Regions from separate parts of the Mus musculus genome. Here region 2 is linked to region 1. Evidence: chromatin loops called from intact Hi-C (ENCODE). Cell type or tissue: gastrocnemius. All regions are shown on one strand. Each heading gives the region's core, and the rest is flanking DNA. Links, peaks and the distances in the headings are about the cores only. Region 1 holds the start of Irs1 (insulin receptor substrate 1). Region 2 has its middle 510 kb from the start of Nyap2.

Evidence for each region. Peaks named below come from ENCODE experiments on the same cell type or tissue, not always from the same donor. Only the 100,000 strongest peaks of a DNase experiment are listed, where the experiment ranks them.
Region 2: it touches region 1 in a loop (5-fold over the local background); 15 of 42 quality-filtered maps call a loop at or near these places.

Annotation. Positions count from the first base shown.
Region 1 is chr1:82,290,645-82,299,501 of GRCm38, reverse strand. Irs1 (insulin receptor substrate 1) reads left to right here and starts at 8,063. Exons shown (of 2, transcript NM_010570.4): 1 at 8,063-8,857. In gastrocnemius, for the core only: CTCF peaks have their summits at 5,179 and 7,758; DNase peaks (open chromatin) are centred at 5,223, 6,498, 7,966 and 8,197; H3K4me3 peaks cover 2,336 bases; H3K27ac peaks cover 2,590 bases.
Region 2 is chr1:81,587,546-81,596,402 of GRCm38, reverse strand. No RefSeq gene overlaps it. Among named protein-coding and RNA genes, the nearest start is that of Nyap2, 510 kb to the right of the region's middle. In gastrocnemius, for the core only: a CTCF peak has its summit at 4,589 (motif pointing left); DNase peaks (open chromatin) are centred at 2,382 and 2,619; H3K4me3 peaks cover 1,061 bases; H3K27ac peaks cover 616 bases.

The DNA.
Region 1 (8,857 bases), core at 442-8,441:
TTATCTTTTACTCTTGAATTTATCCAGATTTATCCAGATCCTTCAGACCTACACAACCATGCACTTGCAAAGAACAACCATGCACTTGCAAACAACTAAATTTTAAGGGAAATTTAAATGTGTGCAGAATGGGGAGGATGACTACTAAAGGGAGGCTGGACAGTTCTGGATACCTGAACTGTCTTATATGTATGCCTTATTGTCGTCAGTCTCAAGGATGCTAACTCTATATGATTCAAATATTTTTCATTGTGGGCTTGTGTCTCCCACTGCTCTTAAAATTGTGAAGCTTTGCATAAATTGTACCAAATTATAAATTGCAAACTCCAAATATTGCATATTTTCAGCTGGCCACTTATGACTACTCAGTGTCCTCCTACCTGTTATTGGATGGAATTCAGTGGAGAAATTATGGTTTATTTGGAGACAAGGGTGTCCTGGAACACACTATGTAGGCCAGAGAGGGCCTTGACCTCCTGTGTGATCTTCTTGCCACTTGCTGAGGTTGCAGGTGTCTGTCACCACAGTCTCCAGCTCTCATAGGAGAAGTCAGAAAGCATTGACCAGACATCTAAAGAAATCATTCCCTCCAAACTTCAGGAAGTTGGAAATCCTTCGTTTCTCTCTCTATCACTTCACTTTAGGGGACACTTCTAGAATAATCCTATCTCCCACCCACAGTACTTAGGTATTTGGTGGGGCCCCCCTTGATGCTGTCCATGGTCCTGAACACCTTGGGTTCCTTCTCAGAGTCCTTTAATGAGAAGTAAAAGAAACAAAATAAAAGGCAGAAAGTGGAGAGGTTGTTGAGAGAAAAAGGGTTTCTTTTTTATTTTGTTTTTTGGTGTTTTTGTTTGTTTGCTTGAAATTTTTAAATCCTCTCACTTACTAATAAATATGCCATAGCTGACTGGAAAAAATTAAAAGACTTAATGATCTTAAGTCCATATTCATCTTTTTAACTTCAGTCTCCTGTGTAAATTGGTTCTCATTACCTCAGCTTGGAACTTCTCATCCTCCCCCACCTCCTCACCTCCTCCTTTTCTCTCCCCCCATAACCTGGTTTTTCGAGACAGGGTTTCTCTGTGTATCCCTGGCTGTCCTGGAACTCACTCTTTAGACCAGACTGGCCTCGAACTCAGAAATCCGCCTGCTTCTGCCTCCCAAGTGCTGGGATTAAAGGCGTGTGCCACCACTGCCCAGCAACCTTTCAATCTGTAATAGCTTCAGAAAGTGGCTACAAATTGTTTAACACTTGTCCCATCAAAACTATGACCTAGGCTCCTTTCGCTTTACTATGCCTGGGACTGATTCTTTTGAACTAATAGGGTGCATGTGTGCAGTGGCTATGAAGCCCTGTGACCTGTGAGTGGTCTCCTAAAAGTGGCACAACTTCTGCTTGGTTCTATTGCAAAATCCACTTTCTAAAAGCTCCCTTTGGGATACCTCCTTGAGGATCCAGTTTCTATACTGTGAAGGGTCTGAGACATCTCCAATGAAAGTACTCAGCTTGAGTCATCTTAGTCACCCAAGCCCAGGTAGCAGACATATGTATGAAGAACTTTTAAAAGGTCCCGGACTTCAGCCATTCAAACAAGTCATTTGAACTCGCTCAGCTCAGACTTCTAGATTTCATGAAGCAGAAAACAGTTATCCCCACGCAGAGCTGTCTGAATTCCTGACTCACACACTCCAAAAGCACAGAAAAAAATGGTTCTTTTATTATATTTTCTAAAAGTCAGTTTAACCCAGAAACAAAAAATTTGATGCATACTTTCAGTTGATGAAAAAGTCCTCTTCAGGTACATGAATAAAAATCCTTATTCTCACCTTTACTTATTATAACAATGTGTTTAATACGTATTTTTCTGTGATTTACAGTAAAATTTTTTAAATTTTTTGATTTTTTGGAATTCCCACTTGTTTATATAATGTATAATGACTATATCCAGCCTCCACTACTTCCTTTATCTCCCCTTTGCCTTCCAGCTCCTTCTCCTCCAAGCTTCATGTCTACATTCTATTCTTATTTCTTGCAGTGAGTACCTCTTGGTTCCAGTTAGTGCAGCTCTTATATATGTAGGTGTGTGGCAACTTTCCAAAGACCACGCCCCCCAAAAGAAAGTGATTCTCTTTTTCTCAGTACTCATTTACTGCCGGTAGCTCTTCAGCTAGGAGTGGGAGGTGATGAGACCTGGTCCACTCTGTGCTAAAGTGTCAACTGGCTTGATTTTATGCTGGTAACCAAAGCTGCTCTGAATTCATGTGTGCCCTTCCTTTCTCACTGCCTGCTCTTACATTCTTTCTGCCCCATCTTTCTAGAAGCTTCCCGATCCTTGAATGGTGAGAGGCTGATGCAGATGACCCACTCACAGCTGAGCATCCAGAGTTATTTATATTCAGAAATTGATGGCAAAAAAGTTTAAGGTCACTGAAGCAGACTTGTAACAGTTCCTGAAGATCTAACTTGCATGCATCTTATAATGTCCCCGTGAATATGGTTTTAAACATAGGCTAACTCTCTGTTGGTTTTCGTGTCCCAGCATCCCTTCATCCCCTGATAATGGAAGTGGAACATGAAACAAGTCCGCATGAAATCATGGAGGACTTTAGGAAGGTGATGTGGGCTGGAGAAAGTTTTGACTTCAGTGACTCGCTAGGTGATTCTGATGTCAGATACTCTGCCTGGAGTTACACTGCACATTACCGCACACAGCCACATAATTTCAATACCTGAAGTTCAGAGAAGCTCTCTCCTGCCTAAACCAAAGAAGCTAATATCTCTGAGCCTTTAGTTAGTGATTAGCCCCAATTTGAGAAATTTTGAGGAGTCAACTTTGATTTTTTTTTAATATCAAAGAAGAGAGAAGACATACTTGCTAGCTTTAGAGTTAAGGAGAGAGTTTGAGGAGAAGCAAGAGTGTGGAGGTGAGTTTAAGATGCTGTACGGGGTGCTGTGTGTCTAGACCCTACCTGCAGAGGAGACAGCACATCTATAAAATTCAACCAACTATTTGAAAGGCAGTTTGGGTATCAAATTTTAGACTGAGCACACTGTAGCAGAACAACAACAACAACAACAACAACAACAACAACAACAACAAATGATACTGAGTGGAGCTGGCTTCATTCTCTGCCCCCACTGGTAATCCCAGATACTTGGGAGACTGAGGCAGATTACAAACCTGAAGTCTGGACTACAATGAGTTCAGGGTCAACAGAGCACCGGAGTAAGTCTCTGTTCTGAAATGAGTTACAAGAGGACTGAGAACCCAGACAGGAGACTCTGGATTCAATGTCCAGTCCTGGGTTCTGGTTCCCAACTGCAAAGCCAAAGGAGTGGCCTTGTTTAAGCTAGAGGACTGAATGACAGACTCTCCATTTCTACTGAAGACAACTGAAAAGAAATTAAAATATCATAGTTAAAATAAAGATGCACAGAACGGGTAGAGAGAGGGCTCAGTGGTTAAGAGCATTTGCTGCTCATACAGAGGACCTGGGCTCAGTTTTAGGCACCTACATGGTGGCTCACAACCATGTATATCTTCAGCTCCTGAGTTCTAATGTCCATTTCTGACCTCCATAGGTATCTCCATGCACTAAGGCACCCATGCTTACATATACATTCACGTACAGTTCTAGAAAGATGCAAAGAAAATTAAAATGAAAAAGGAAATAAAGACTATTTAGAAATATGCCATGCTTGATCTTCCCTCCGGAAAAACAGCATCAACCAGTACAATTCCTGAAATGGAAGAATTAAATCATGGCATTGAGTTTTTACTTTCCCTTTCCCCAATTTCATCCATTTGCCTATTTCCTGCTTTGATAGAAACCAAATGATGAAAGTTTTGACATTTTTGAAGGGATTAATATATTTCTGAAATCCTGGGTTAGCACTCCATGCTTTTACCCTCCGTGAATTCCCCGGATACGGAGTGAAATCCAGACCGAGAGTAGAGATGGATTCTCACCAGCCGATTGCCAGAAATTGACTTTTCTCAAAGCTGCTGTGAGATGCACCCAAGCGTGGGTCATTGCCTGCTCCACCCAGCTGTAGTGAACCCAGAGATAGAGACCTTTATTAGGTAAGCTGTATGTTTCTGTAATTCGGTAGCAGCTAATTAAAAATTTCCCCTTTGTGTGTAAGCCAATATTGCTTAAAATTCTGCATAAGTAGGAGTCTCTTCATATTGCTTTAGATGAGGGTATTTTTTCACTACAAGTTGTTTTGGGGCTGGGAGGAGGTCAGAAATCTGCAATATTTTAATTACATCATGGAAAGAATAGCTCTCCACGCTTGATACCAGTGATTGAATAGAGAAGTCCCCAAACAGTGAGAGCTCAGTTAAGTAGAATGTTTATTGCCCTTGTTCTCTTTAAGCTTGCATAGAGCTGTGAAGTGAGTACTCTGCTTGCATCTCATAGCATCTCACTGTTGTGCCTTTCAATCCATCATCAGAAATAGGAGTCTGTGGAATCAGCAGCACTGAGAACATGGTAACTACAGAGACCTCTCGCCTACCTATGGGAACCTGCTCAAGCAGGACCTTTATTTTATTTATTTATTTATTTATTTATTTATTTATTTATTTATTTATTTTAAATCCTGGGGCGGGAGAAGCCTCAATATAGCAGATTCAATTATTTTGTATTGTTGATCCCCAAACTGCAAGAATGTATCTCATATGGTTTGGGTGGCTTTGCAGAGGAGGCTTTCAAATATCTGCAACTATGCAGATATAGTAAAATAATGCAATCCTTCAATTTAAAAAAAATCCATGAGTTTTCATTTTCCTTTAAGCATTGTTCCAAATTGCCACAATTAACTGAGTTTCCAGTGGTTTCTGTAGTGATGACCTATTTGTATTAAGGAACATGTCTACTGATACATACATATATATATATATATACCAATGTATATGTACATCATATATGTATCTAATAACTGACATTTTTATATGATTTTCTTGGTAACATCATACACTGGCCATTTTCCTATTTTAACAGTAATTGTAGATATGTTAATCAAATATGCACCGAAGACACGTAAAATTTTAATTCTCACTATCATGACTGTATTGAAGACATCAATATGTCAATTTAGTTCTGGCAGCGCTTCTAGTCAATGTTTTAAAATGCAGACAGCATTCCTTTATTCATTGCGCAAGTGGTTTCTAGCTGTCCTAGAGATGGCAGCATTGAGCAACTTATTTGGTAATTGGTTGCTTGCCTGTTCTGTGAATTTTCTCTTGGGTGTAAATTTTCATTACAATACACAAGACTAATTTAGCATAAGGTGACAGGATAATACACGTATCTGCTCAACACGACTTCACCTGAGTTCCACAAAAGCCTACCTTTCTCTTCTGTATATTTATGTGAATCAAATGTGAATTTGTATTCCTAGAGTTATCTCAAGCCATCAATTAAAAAAAAAGTACAAAGAACTGAACTTACTGTAGTATAGTTTGAACATTAGCTGCCTTTAAGATTTGTAATGAAACTCGAGTGAGTTGTGTGTGTGTGAGGGTATGTGTGTGTGTGTGTTAAACTTCACTGATTGGTGAGCAGTTTGTTACAACGATCTGGTTGTCTGTGTCTGTGTGTCTGTCTGTGTACATAACTGGGGATCCAATCCAGGGCCTTGGGCACCTCAGAGCAGATGGTCTACTTCTTCTTCAGTCAGAATAACATTACTTTTATATCATAAACACCCTAATGTTCTGTGAAGATGACTTATAAAAATCTTCCAAATTAAATTGTTTTTTTTGTTGTCTCCTCCTTCAAGAAAATACTTTCCTCCATAAAGGTACCTCCTTTTTCCCCCTCTCTCTTTTTTGTTTGTTCTTGGTTGGTGACAGAGGTCAGGAAGGAAGTAATTTTAAAAGTTAAAGTCTGGATTTGAAGTGCTTTCCTACATAATGCGAGGTCCCCTCCCTGTGGACTAATCTAGATTAAGCAGTTGCTAGACTAGACTAGCTGTTTATTCCCCCCCCCCCCCCACACACACACTGTTATTCTGCTACACTAACTTCAGATATCTCTAGTTGCTATCCTCCCAACCCCTAATGCATTTCAAATCTTTAGAGTCCTCTTCTTGCTATTGCAGTCTCCGTACCTTTTCCAAATTACTTGCTATTTATAGCCTTCCTGTAGTGGGCACATGTGCCCGCATCACCAAGCTGTCAGAGGGGAAAAATGAAGGCTATCAATTCAATGTGTACCGCATAATCCATTAACCAGGTTTAGGAGAAACTGCATGATAAAGGAGGTGAAAAGAGAAAACAGAGGCTCCTGAGCTTTCGAGAGGAGGTGACACCTACAGATGCGGAATACCCCAATTCAAGTACCGCAAGCATCTGAATGGCGCCAGTGCCTACATCTGTACCCTCTCCCTCTCTCCCCTTTACCGCATCTGTGCAAGACAGGAAAGACAGGCAACTCCACCAATCAGCAGGCTGCCCCAGGAACCTCACCCCGCCTCTCTAGCCGCATTATGCTGAGGCGCGCAGCCCCCTTTACCCATCCGCTCCTCCCCTACTCCAAGCCAGGCAGTCTAGTGGATTGAGCATGCCCAGCACCTTTACTGCTGCGTCTCACTGCAAACAACCTGCAGTGCTGGAGAGCGGGAGGCTGAGAGGGTTCCTGGCTTAGGAAAAGAGGTGGAAAACTAGAACCGCCCATGGCTAGAGTAGAATGGCTTTAAGCACTGGGAGCAACGTCACATTTGTAGGTCTTTAATGCCGGTTGGGCTAGACAGGGACACCCTGCTTGATTTATAGGTCATCTTAAAAAGAAAAAGAAAAAAAAAAACTTTGGGGAGCGTCTGCTTGTGGTGAGACTAAGAAATAGGCTTTGCAAAGAGGCTGCTGACCCGTTTTCATCAAGAAGTACCCATTTTCCTGTGCAGCCTAGCCACTTATCCTTGTCTCCCACTTATCCTTGTGGTCAAGGTTAAAAGTGTATAGGGTCGTCTAATGCTCGTGCAAACTATGAAACAAACATCTGCTAACATATACACAGTAAGGGTGTACACTTAGGAACTCTCTGAAGGTCCTTTACATCTTTAAAAAAAATCACAAATAGACTTACGAATGTGATAAGGGGTGCCAGGTTTCCTCCAGCCCCCGCCCCCCACCTTTTGCACTAACTAACCCTTAAGTGTGAATCCCTCTTCACCTGCATGAAGGAAGAGAAATGGTGACTTTTACATTTTATTTCCTTAGTGATCAGCGGCTAATAGTGCCAGGTGTGAGATCCCAGGTCGCGATTCCGAGAGACCCTAACCTAGCCAACAGTCATTGCCCTTGGGCGTCCCTCTCTGTTTCTTCCAGGTGCTTCACCACGGTACGTCCGGAGATTCCAGGTGGAAGACTGGCTCAGAAGTCCTTTAGAAAATCTTACAAAAATGTAGATCTCCCTACCAGGGCCTCTCACCCAGACACCGACATCCAGCTGCCTCCCGGGGGTCGCCTTTACCTGTTGGGTGAGAGCTAGCAGGTCACCCGCGTCCCCTCCGCCCCAGCGCCCCCACCCTCTCGGGGCTCTGCAGCCGCAGTGCACCCCCCCTCTCACTGCCCCCTCCCTCACTCCTGCGTCTTCCCCAGATCCCCCCCTCCCGTTTTCCCAGACTCCCCTCCTGCTTTCCGGTAGCCACCCAAACAAGCCTGCCCTCCCGCCGCGGGGATTCCTACGGGCCGGGGGCGCTCTGGGTGGCACGGGCGTGGGAGACACAGCGCCCCGGGCTCTGCCGGCCACGCAGGGGCGCTGCCCGAGCGCTGCAGCAAAGGGCCAGCGCGGGCGCCTCTGCGGCACGGCCAGGGGGTGGAGAGGGGCGGGCGTGGGGCGGGCTCGGCCCGGAATGTAGAGCGAGCAGGGAGAGGGAGAGAGACCCGGGCTGGAGCCTCCCGGCGGCGGCCAGGCTGCTGAGCGCAGAGGCTCCGTCACGTGTTTTGCTCCTCTGGAGTGAGACGGCGGCGCGGTCTGAAGAGGGCCAGCGCGCGGTGCCAGCCGCCGCAGCCGCCGCTTGTTTTGGTTGGGGCTCTCGGCAACTCTCCGAGGAGGAGGAAGGAGGAGGGAGGAGGAGGAGGGAGGAGAAGGAGGGAGGAGGAGAGAAGTAACTGCAGCGGCTGCGCCTCGGGAGGACCGGGCGTCTTCCCCGATCTCTTCCCAAACCTCCCCCGCTCCCCGCCTCCCTCCCTCGTCCCCTCCCCTCCTCCCTTGCGGACTGGAGCTAGGGGCAGGGATGAGCCTGTCCCTCTGGACCGTCCCCTGCTCCCCCAGCTGCCCAGTAGCGTTGCGCGTGGAAAAGCCACTTTCCCCGCCCGCCGAGATGGGCTCGAGTGCGGGCTGCAGAGGACGCGTCCTCGGGCGGCAGCAGCAGCAGCAGCAGCAGCAACAGCCGCAGCGCCGCGGTCTCTGCGATTGAGCTGGTATTTGGGCGGCTGGTGGCGACGGGGACGGTTGAAGGGTGGGAGGAGGCAGAGGAGGAGGAGGAGAAGGAGGAGGGAGAACCCGGTGCAACGTTGGGACTTGGCAGCCCGCCTCCCCCTGCCCAAGGATATTTAATTTGCCTCGGGAATCGCTACTTCCAGAGGGGAACTCGGGAGGGAAGGCGCGCGCGCCTAGAGAGCCAAGCGGGGACTCCTCGGGCCATCGCTGCCTCCCTACATCGGACTCGACCAGGGGCGGCAAGGGATGCACCATAGCTCCTTCTCTGCTGCAGGGACTGGGGGAGACATAGTCCTCGGAAGATTGCGGCTGCACTCACCCTAGACCCACTGCCCTTCCCTCTGGGCATGAAACGCCCTTAAACTCGGATCAGGCTATCTTCCTTGGCGCAGTTACCTCGTCC
Region 2 (8,857 bases), core at 268-8,267, 700 kb after region 1:
GGGGCACATTGTGACATACTACAGCTCCCTCAATGAGATGTTTTCTATGTTTTGATGTTGTTGTTGTTTGTGTTTGTGTGTGTTTTTTTTTTTAATTGGGGGGAAGTTTCAAGGGTGAGGGGTATCCACCCTTGAATGAGGGGATGGGGAGATGAGGAGGACTAGGGTACATAATGGAAAACTCACAAGGAATTAATAAAAAGTTTTAAAACATGATGAGTGTAATGCGTTTTAAATGAACATCGATATTACATCTCTGTAAATATCTTAGAATCACAGAATCGCACAAGTTGAATTTGGTGATGTATGAATCATATCTCAATGATTTTTAAATCTGTGTTGTGTGTAAGAGTAGGCAAGAACGTGCTATGATGACTAACTGCTCTTTTTTTTTTTTTTTTTTTTTTTTTTTTTTTTACTGAAGAGGCATTTTATTGTCCATGATGACTGTCTTACGACGGAAACACTTACAAGGAAAATCACACAAATCCACAGAGGGACAGACTCAGAGAGGCACAGGGACTAACTGCTCGTATATGGTTTTCCCAATCGCCTATTAGAAATCAGACTCAGTCTCATTCTTGTCAAACTAAATGTTGTTTGGAGTATAGACTTCTCAGATGTAAAAGTCTGTCATCATCTTGAATTTTCACATCCAAGAAAACTTAAATTTTGGAGACATTGGAATGAGGTAAGGTTTCCTATCTGTGTTCTATCGGTCATGAAAGTTTGATCACACAAATTCGATGTCATTTTAATTACAATTGAGTGGAAGCTACTTCTCACAAGTTGTCTTCAATATCAATTAGATTTATTTAATTCTGAGATTAGTATGAGCTTATCTGTAAAAGGCCATCATATGCATCCCTTTACAGACACAACAAAGCCTTTAAAGAAAAAAAAAAGTGGATTCTCATTACTTTGTTAGCATGTTGGTGCTCCGAGCAAATGAAAGTTCTCGGATGCAGAGCATCCCTGATGAAGAGCATCCTCTGCAGGCTTCCCCTGCCCCCCGGAACCCTTGACTTCCTGACAAACACTTTGCAGAGAAGGAAAAATACCAAGGCTTCTTCTTGGCTTTGATTTCTCTGCAGCAGGATGCCTTAGACGGAATGTGCTCTCCAAGTGTACAAGGAACTTTCACGGGGGTCGGGGGTGGGGCATCGCTGAGGACCTGCTTTCTGCTCTCCTCTCTTTGCATCTTAGGGATGCAATCTAAACTACCCTTGAAGGGATGGCAGTGACATCTCTCTGAAGTTCCCCTAAACAGGAATTCTGGGAAAGTCCTCTCAGGACCAACAAGAGTGTTCCTACAATGGGCATCCTCCAGATAACACTGGTTTCTCAGTATTGAGAACCCAAGGACCGGCTCTCTGAGTATGTGTTTGTTTCAGGAGCAAAGGCACCCCTACTCCCCACCCCCTACCCCCACCCCACTCCAGTTTTCTGCTGTCTGTCAGCTCTCTTAGCCTCTTCATTCCTCCCTTCTGTCTAGACCCAGGGGACCAGAAAGGAGACTGTGGCAGTCTCTAAGAATACAGTATAACAGGTAAAGCTATTTGTTTGGTTAATTTCTCTCAGTTCAGTTAGGTCGTTTGGTCATCATCATGGTACTCTTGTATTTTATAAAGAACTGCCAGCTCCCAACAACACTCTCTTTCTTCCCACTGGAAACAGAAATATGTCCTCTTCAGGAATTTTCCACTTAACAGCCCTGGCTTCCCCAGCTGTAGCCTCACACACCAACCTGCAATGCTGTATTTATTTCCACTGCAGTTTGTCGGTTTTCGTCTTTCTTTCTTTCTTTCTTTCTTTCTTTCTTTCTTTCTTTCTTTCTTTCTTTCTTTCTTTCTTTCTTTCTTTCTTTCTTTCTTTCTTATCCAGCACAATGAGTGGTATTCAGTCATTTTAAAGCCACTCAACCACCCCCTACATCTTAGCTCTTTTTAAAATAATGCATACTTTCGAACAATGTCAGGGAGAGCCAGAAGCTTTTAAGCGACATTACAGTTAATTAGTTATGTCGCCATCACAGAATCATCAGCATTCTGGTCGTCAACTCTCCCCTCTTCTTCCCTCCCCTCCCCATTCTACCCCATAATTTTCTCATCCCAGACCCCTTTCCTGTCCTGTAAATACATTAAAGACAAACCTCACGGTCCATATTCTTTTCTCCCAATTGTTTACTTTTGCAAATTATTTCACTTGAGCAATATTTACAAACTATACAACAGGCCTGACGCGATGATAAGAGAGGAGACAGATTGCTTATAATCTCCGCTATAAACCAGGAAGAGAGCTTGCAAATGTGTTCCCAGCCCTGCATCAGCAAAGGCTTGCAGCTGAGCCCGATCTCAGCGCCACTCCCCACCACTCAAACGCTGACTGCAAAATTGGGGGCCCCTAATGCCAGCCCAAGGAGTTCCTGGGAGGGAGGAGGCATCCCAAGTCTCTAGTCAATGCAGGGAAACGAGGGCATTTAGGGGAGATCAGTTGCTGGTTAAGTTACAGGGACATGATGCTAGCCTTCTCTGATGAAGATTGTAGGATCCGTGACCACAAAAGCCTGCAGTGCGGAGCTCTGCGGAGTCTGCGACTAGCAGAAGGAGGAGGAGCCAGGAGGAGCCTCCCCAGTCTGGCAGGGTGGTAGCTTCTCAGACAGTCTGGCCTAGGGGCGTCACAGGAGCACAGCTGAGTGTCTGTAGAAGGAACTAGAATTTCGAAGATATAGAGAGGGGGGAAGAAGAGAGGAGTTTGTTCAAGCTGGGAGGGCGGGCCCCAGGGGGCGTATGCAACAAAAGAAGAAATAGATTGCAGCCTTGCGGGACACCTAGGGTATTTCTTTCAGGGGGCATTACTTCCACTTTTAGGCAGGAACAAGAGCTGGGAGGCAAACAGCAGCACAAGCTGACAGCTCCAAGGTGATCAAAGGGGACAGAATGAATGTCTTGCTCTCAGAGCTATTTATTACAAAGAGAGGGGTGCTCCTGGCCACGCTGAAGGGGAGAGGGATTAAGATCAACTAGAAAGAGACCGGCCTGTGCCTGGCTCCTTTATGTAGGAGCGGAAAATGGGCATGTATATTTTAATATATGGATATTTAAGTGTAGTTGCATTTGAAGAATGGTATTCAGTACAGGTTTAGTCCTCTCCATGGACACCACACACACACACACACACACACACACACACACACACACACACACACACCAGCAGCAGCAGCAGCAGAAGCACCACCCCACCACCATCACCACCACCTCCACTACCACCTATATGATATCCTTATGACTATAGAGGAAAATTCTACCTCCCACTCCCAAATGTTACTGTACTTATTAAACCGTCTCAGCATCCTAAAATGAATGGCCCAGGACTGGGACATTTTTATCCAGACACACCCCCAAAGGGACACTAGCTAACTTTCTTGGGTGTAATTAACCTTAAGCATCAAGTACACACACACACACCACACACACACACACACACACACACACACACACACACACACACACACTTCCGTGATTTGGGGAGAATCTGTCTTTTTCTAAGGGCAACAGAGCAAGGTGTAAAAATACCCTTCTATATTTTAGACAAGAAATGCCTACCTATCCAGGAGGCCTGTATGTGGGTCCTCCTTAACATTTGGGCAGAGCTCTATATGCCTTGCAAACTTCAGCATGAGGCTTGGTCCCACAACAAAGGCATGGGAAGCAAAGAGACTTCCTGGGCATTAGGTGCAGTCTCCAGAAATACAACGTAGCTGTCTAAAAAGTCTTGCCTGATGTGGAACACACTTTTGTACACGATAATGTGGACCTATGTGTATGCCCACAGCTTTGTCTGCCTCTTTACACTAAAAGTTTACAAGGCAAAACAATTTAACAGCAACAAACAGACTAGCTTTTACCCAAATTCAATATAAAACAATGGCATCTTCCATGAGATCCCACTTGCTCCAAATTATTCCTTTCCCCAGAAGGAGTAAATTTTATGCTATGATCATATGCACCTTATTTTTGTGTACATATATGGAACCATATAACATTTAAACATCTTAATTCCAAATATATATAACTTGATTTTTGTGTATTTATGAGACAGATTTTAAACATCTAAATTCCATATATATATGACGATTTTATGTATTTATGAGACAGAAAGTTTTTATATCGGAAGCTATAAATATGTCTAATTCTTTACACAGCTACACTGTATTTTGTGATGTCTAGTTTTTATTAATATTATAAGTAATGCTGAAACTGATTCTTTAGAAATTTTTGAAATGCATATTGGAACTCTATGAAGGCCACATGCACTAGAATCATGTTAATTTTTAACTTAATAGATACCATCAAAACACTTCTCAGAAGGACCAAGACACAACTTGCATGTGCCTAGACTTTTTCATTTATGTGTTCTCAAATGATACCTCAGTTTAAAAAGCACTTCCAGGTCTGGAACGATGGTTCAGTGGGTAAGATGACAGTCCGGTTCTCCAGGTCAGGATGCAGGCTTAGTTCCTAGTACTCACCTGATGACTAACCAGTTTATAACTCCTGTTCCTGGGATCTGGCACTCTCTTCTGGCCTTTGCGGGCACTACATGCACATGGAACACAGACATAGATGCAGACAAAGCAGCCATGCACAGAAACAAAAATAAATCTCAAAATGATTAAAAATGCACTGTCAATTTTTAAGGAAAAAATTATCTCAGGTTTCTTCCAGATTTTTTTTTCTGATTACGATTGTGTTTAACAAAACTTACTTATTGACGTGTGTGTGTGTGTGTGTGTGTGTGTGTGTGTGAATTTTCTGTTCACACATTTGCCCATTACACTCAATATGTTGCATACTATATCTTCTAGCTGTGTTCCTCCTTCGACTGTGTGGGTACAGAGGGCTGCCTTCTCAGTTTAATGTTGCTTTGGCTATTTTCCTCATTTGATGAAAAGCTACTTACTCCAAAACATACTATGTCCTCCCAGTAGCTAGTGCCCAATGATTAATTGGGATGTGTATAAATAAATACCCAGATAGGGAGCATTATAACTATCCTATATTTTCCACAGACATTCCAAATTTTCCTTCCTCTACTGAGACAGATAAGCTACTACCATTAATAGCACACAACCTTTGATTTTCATATTGTACCAGAGTATTCTATTACGAGAGAATAGATTGAATCCAAGTAGAGATAAAAGATAAAATGTCTAATATTAATTGTGTAAAATAAGTTATAAATGGATGATTAAAAAAACACATACATTTTTAAATAAAATTTGCACTGCATGTATTCTTAGAAAATTATTTTAATTAATTTAAACAGGTACTTTTGCCATTTATTCTATACATTTAAATGGGTGAATAAATAAAGCACACATTTACTGTAAAGTGCATTATATGCACATTACACATGGATATGTGTGAGTATATACACATGTTATATATTTGATAGATCAAACTTTTCATACACAATTATACACATATTGTTTTAACCTGTTCTTAAACGAGGTATCTACAAAAAGCTGTTTACATTATTTTGTTATGGTAAATTTATGCAATATAAGCTTATTTAAATAAACCTGAATGCTTGTTTCTATCACTGTTTATAAAATCATTCACTATTCATGAATATCAAAAGGACAAGTGAGTGTTCTCTCAGTGTTTTTTTCCATAATGCAATGCCTTCTTTAATATACAACTTTGTTAAATGTCATTTTTAATGTATATATCCCGAGTTGTCAATATGGGTATAAGTAAGTTAGTTTAAACCTTTATTCCTGGAGCAAAAGTGCTCAGAGCATGAAGAGCTGTTGTTATCTACAAAATGACTTTCTGTTGTTGTTATTGTGGAACTGATAGATTTGGGGTTAAGTTTCTTTACCCACTGAAAAGGTATAATTTTCCTTTGGAAAATTTAATGAAATCTATTCATGTTACTTGGAGAACAGAAATCTATTCCAAGACATGGTATATTCTCTCTTTTTTTTCTTTCTTTTTTTCTTTTTCTTTTCTAGAAAACATGAAGGTAAAATCTCAACCATACTTTGTACAGAGGATGCTAATGGACTTTTGTTCCTATCCTATGCAACTTCAGGTCTCACTCAATAGAGTGTACCAGCCAAGGCCCATATGTGAGGGTATGTGGTGGAAGTAACGTGCATCAGAGAGGCACAATGAACTACTTATTCCACTTCTGCTTTAGAGCCCCTTAGGATGCTTCACGGTGGAGCTATGTTGGCAGACCTGCAATCTGTTCAGCACCTTTCTCAGAGACCATGCGTCCTGTTAAAGCTTAGAATGCACTCACTGTTCTCAAAAGACTGATATGGGTGGGTAGGGAAGTAGGAGGGAGGGTATGGGGCACTTTTGGGATAGCATTGGAAATGTAATTGAGGAAAATACGTAATAAAAATATTTTTAAAAAGACTGATAAGCAGAGCAGCGAAACAGACTGTGGAACATGGAGGAGTACTGTGGCAATGGGGGGAACATGCAAAGGAAGAGTACACAAGAGACAAATCTTAAAAGCCCAATCAGCACTGTCTATCACAGTGAAGACTGTAGAGCAGGTGTGCCTTCCATCCCAGATGCAGATGTTCACTGTGGTTGCTTGAATCTTCTAGTTTTATGCTGGTTTCCTTAATCTTGCTAAATTTTAATATAGTACATCCTATTATTTAACCCCTCAACTTACATGAGAGAAACTAGTTATACGGGTTCAAGTACCTGTCTACTGATGTAATTGCTTACAGACATCCTCATGTAGAGAATCCACCACAATTCTAAAGACAGCACACATTATCCAATGTACCATATAGCCATTATGACCCACAAAGAGGTAAGGTTTTTGATAGGGTCATTTGTAAGGGCTCCAGAGTTACAATATTGGGTTATTTTTTAATAAAGACAGTTTGAAAATGAGATTGAGAAATTAAACCCTACTCTGGTGATAACATAGAACATCACCAAAGGTTTGAAAGCAGAAGACCATCCTAGAAGAGGCAGAATTTCAGAAATATTCCTGGGATAAGTTGGGTACTTAGACTAGCTAAAATCCTCTTAGAGTGTTGACCACAAGAATAAACACCTAAGACACTTCAGGACCCGCAGAGGTTTTCTTTGCAGGTAAAACAGAAGGAAGGCTATGCACACGCTAGAGCATCATTTAAGGATGCAAAATAGTGCATAGAAACACAATAGATAATAACATACACATATGATTTGTTGATCACATATAAAATTCCAGGTACTAGGGCAAAAACATGGAAAACATTATTCATAATTCCCACAAACCCCAATCGTGATGGTTCATGTTGTCAGACTGGCAGTCTAGAATCACAGAAGAGACCACCCCAGGTGTAGTATGCCTATGAGTGATTGTATAGGCTAACTTAACCAAGGGCAGAAAGACTTCCCCCTTCACTGAGTGTAGTACTGTTCCATTGGTTAGGGTCCTGAACTGAAGAGAAAGGAGAAAGCAAGCTGAGCAAGAATATTTATCTTTCCCTCTTTCCTGACTACATAGCCTGCACCCAGCAACTCCCACTTGTGGCTTCCAGCCATGAGACAATTATCTCTTTAAACCATGAACAAAAGTAGACTTTTGTTTCCTTACTGTTGTTGTTGTTGTTTTTAATCACAGCAACATGAAAGTTGACAAATAAATGTACTCAATCATTGTTCTTATTATGATATGACTTATAGATGTGGTTATAGATTATAATATCACAGGAATAAGTCAACTAGCAGCTGGCCAACAAACAGAACAGCTAAGATGACTTTTGGATGGCTTGTTTCCAGACTTTACATTCTGGTGTCCATTACTCGAAATCAGTACCCCCTGGACCATCCTGGTCTTAGTGTTTGCTTGTAAATCCCTGTGTGGTTGACAACATTCTAACTTCTGTCAACTCTCCATTTCTCCACTGGGATCAGGGACTTTAGATGGTGTGCCTGTGTGAAAACATGTGTTGCTTTAGGATGGATGGGTCTACAGTTGTGTGGATGCAAGTGGGGGTGCCTCAGTAGAGGAAATACACAAGACAGTTTTTTTGTCCAGATTAACTTGACAATCAGAATTGTGTTAGACACTAGAAGATACCAACCTGAAAACCCGAAGAGCTTTCCAAGGTCATGGATGATTAGCTGTGCCAAAGTTCAAGTTCACACTACTGACCCATCAAACGTGCTTTCAAACCTTTTAGGTTCATATTTTCTGGTACAATGGCTGCTACTCATCTTGTAGGTGGTAATGCTAATTGAAACCACACCACAGGGCAGATCAAAATAAGCCAGCCAGGGTTTGCCACGGAAAAACGCACCCAGCAGGATGGCCTCTTTGTTCCTTTTAAATGAACTAGTTCAAAAAAAGGCATTGGCTGCAGATCATTATCCGTTAATGTATGCATCTCCCTTTTCCTCCTCACCCTCCACTCTGATATTCTTGTGGATAAATAAAAGAGCTGCAGTTCTCCTGTAAACTGCATAATTGGGCTTAATATGCAGACGTGACATTTCTGGGCATATACGTTTTCTACACTAATAAGATCTGTACTCGCAACGTTTGCAGATCACCTGTGGATAGTCTTGTTAATTAAACGAGTTAGAACCCTGTTTCGTTCCACTAAAACCAGAGTAATTGAAATCGAGGTAGTTACAACCACAGTAGCCAACCCTGTCACCCCTTTATTTTGGTAATTATGTTCCTGAATGAGCATGTTAGTAAACGCTATGGTTCCTTCCTTCACTTTTTCTTGATCTTATGTTCTGTGCTATGATGTTTCTTTCATTACCACATCCATTTGGTCTAAAAGGATAGAAATAGCCTGTGTCATTATTTCAGTCTGTGCCAA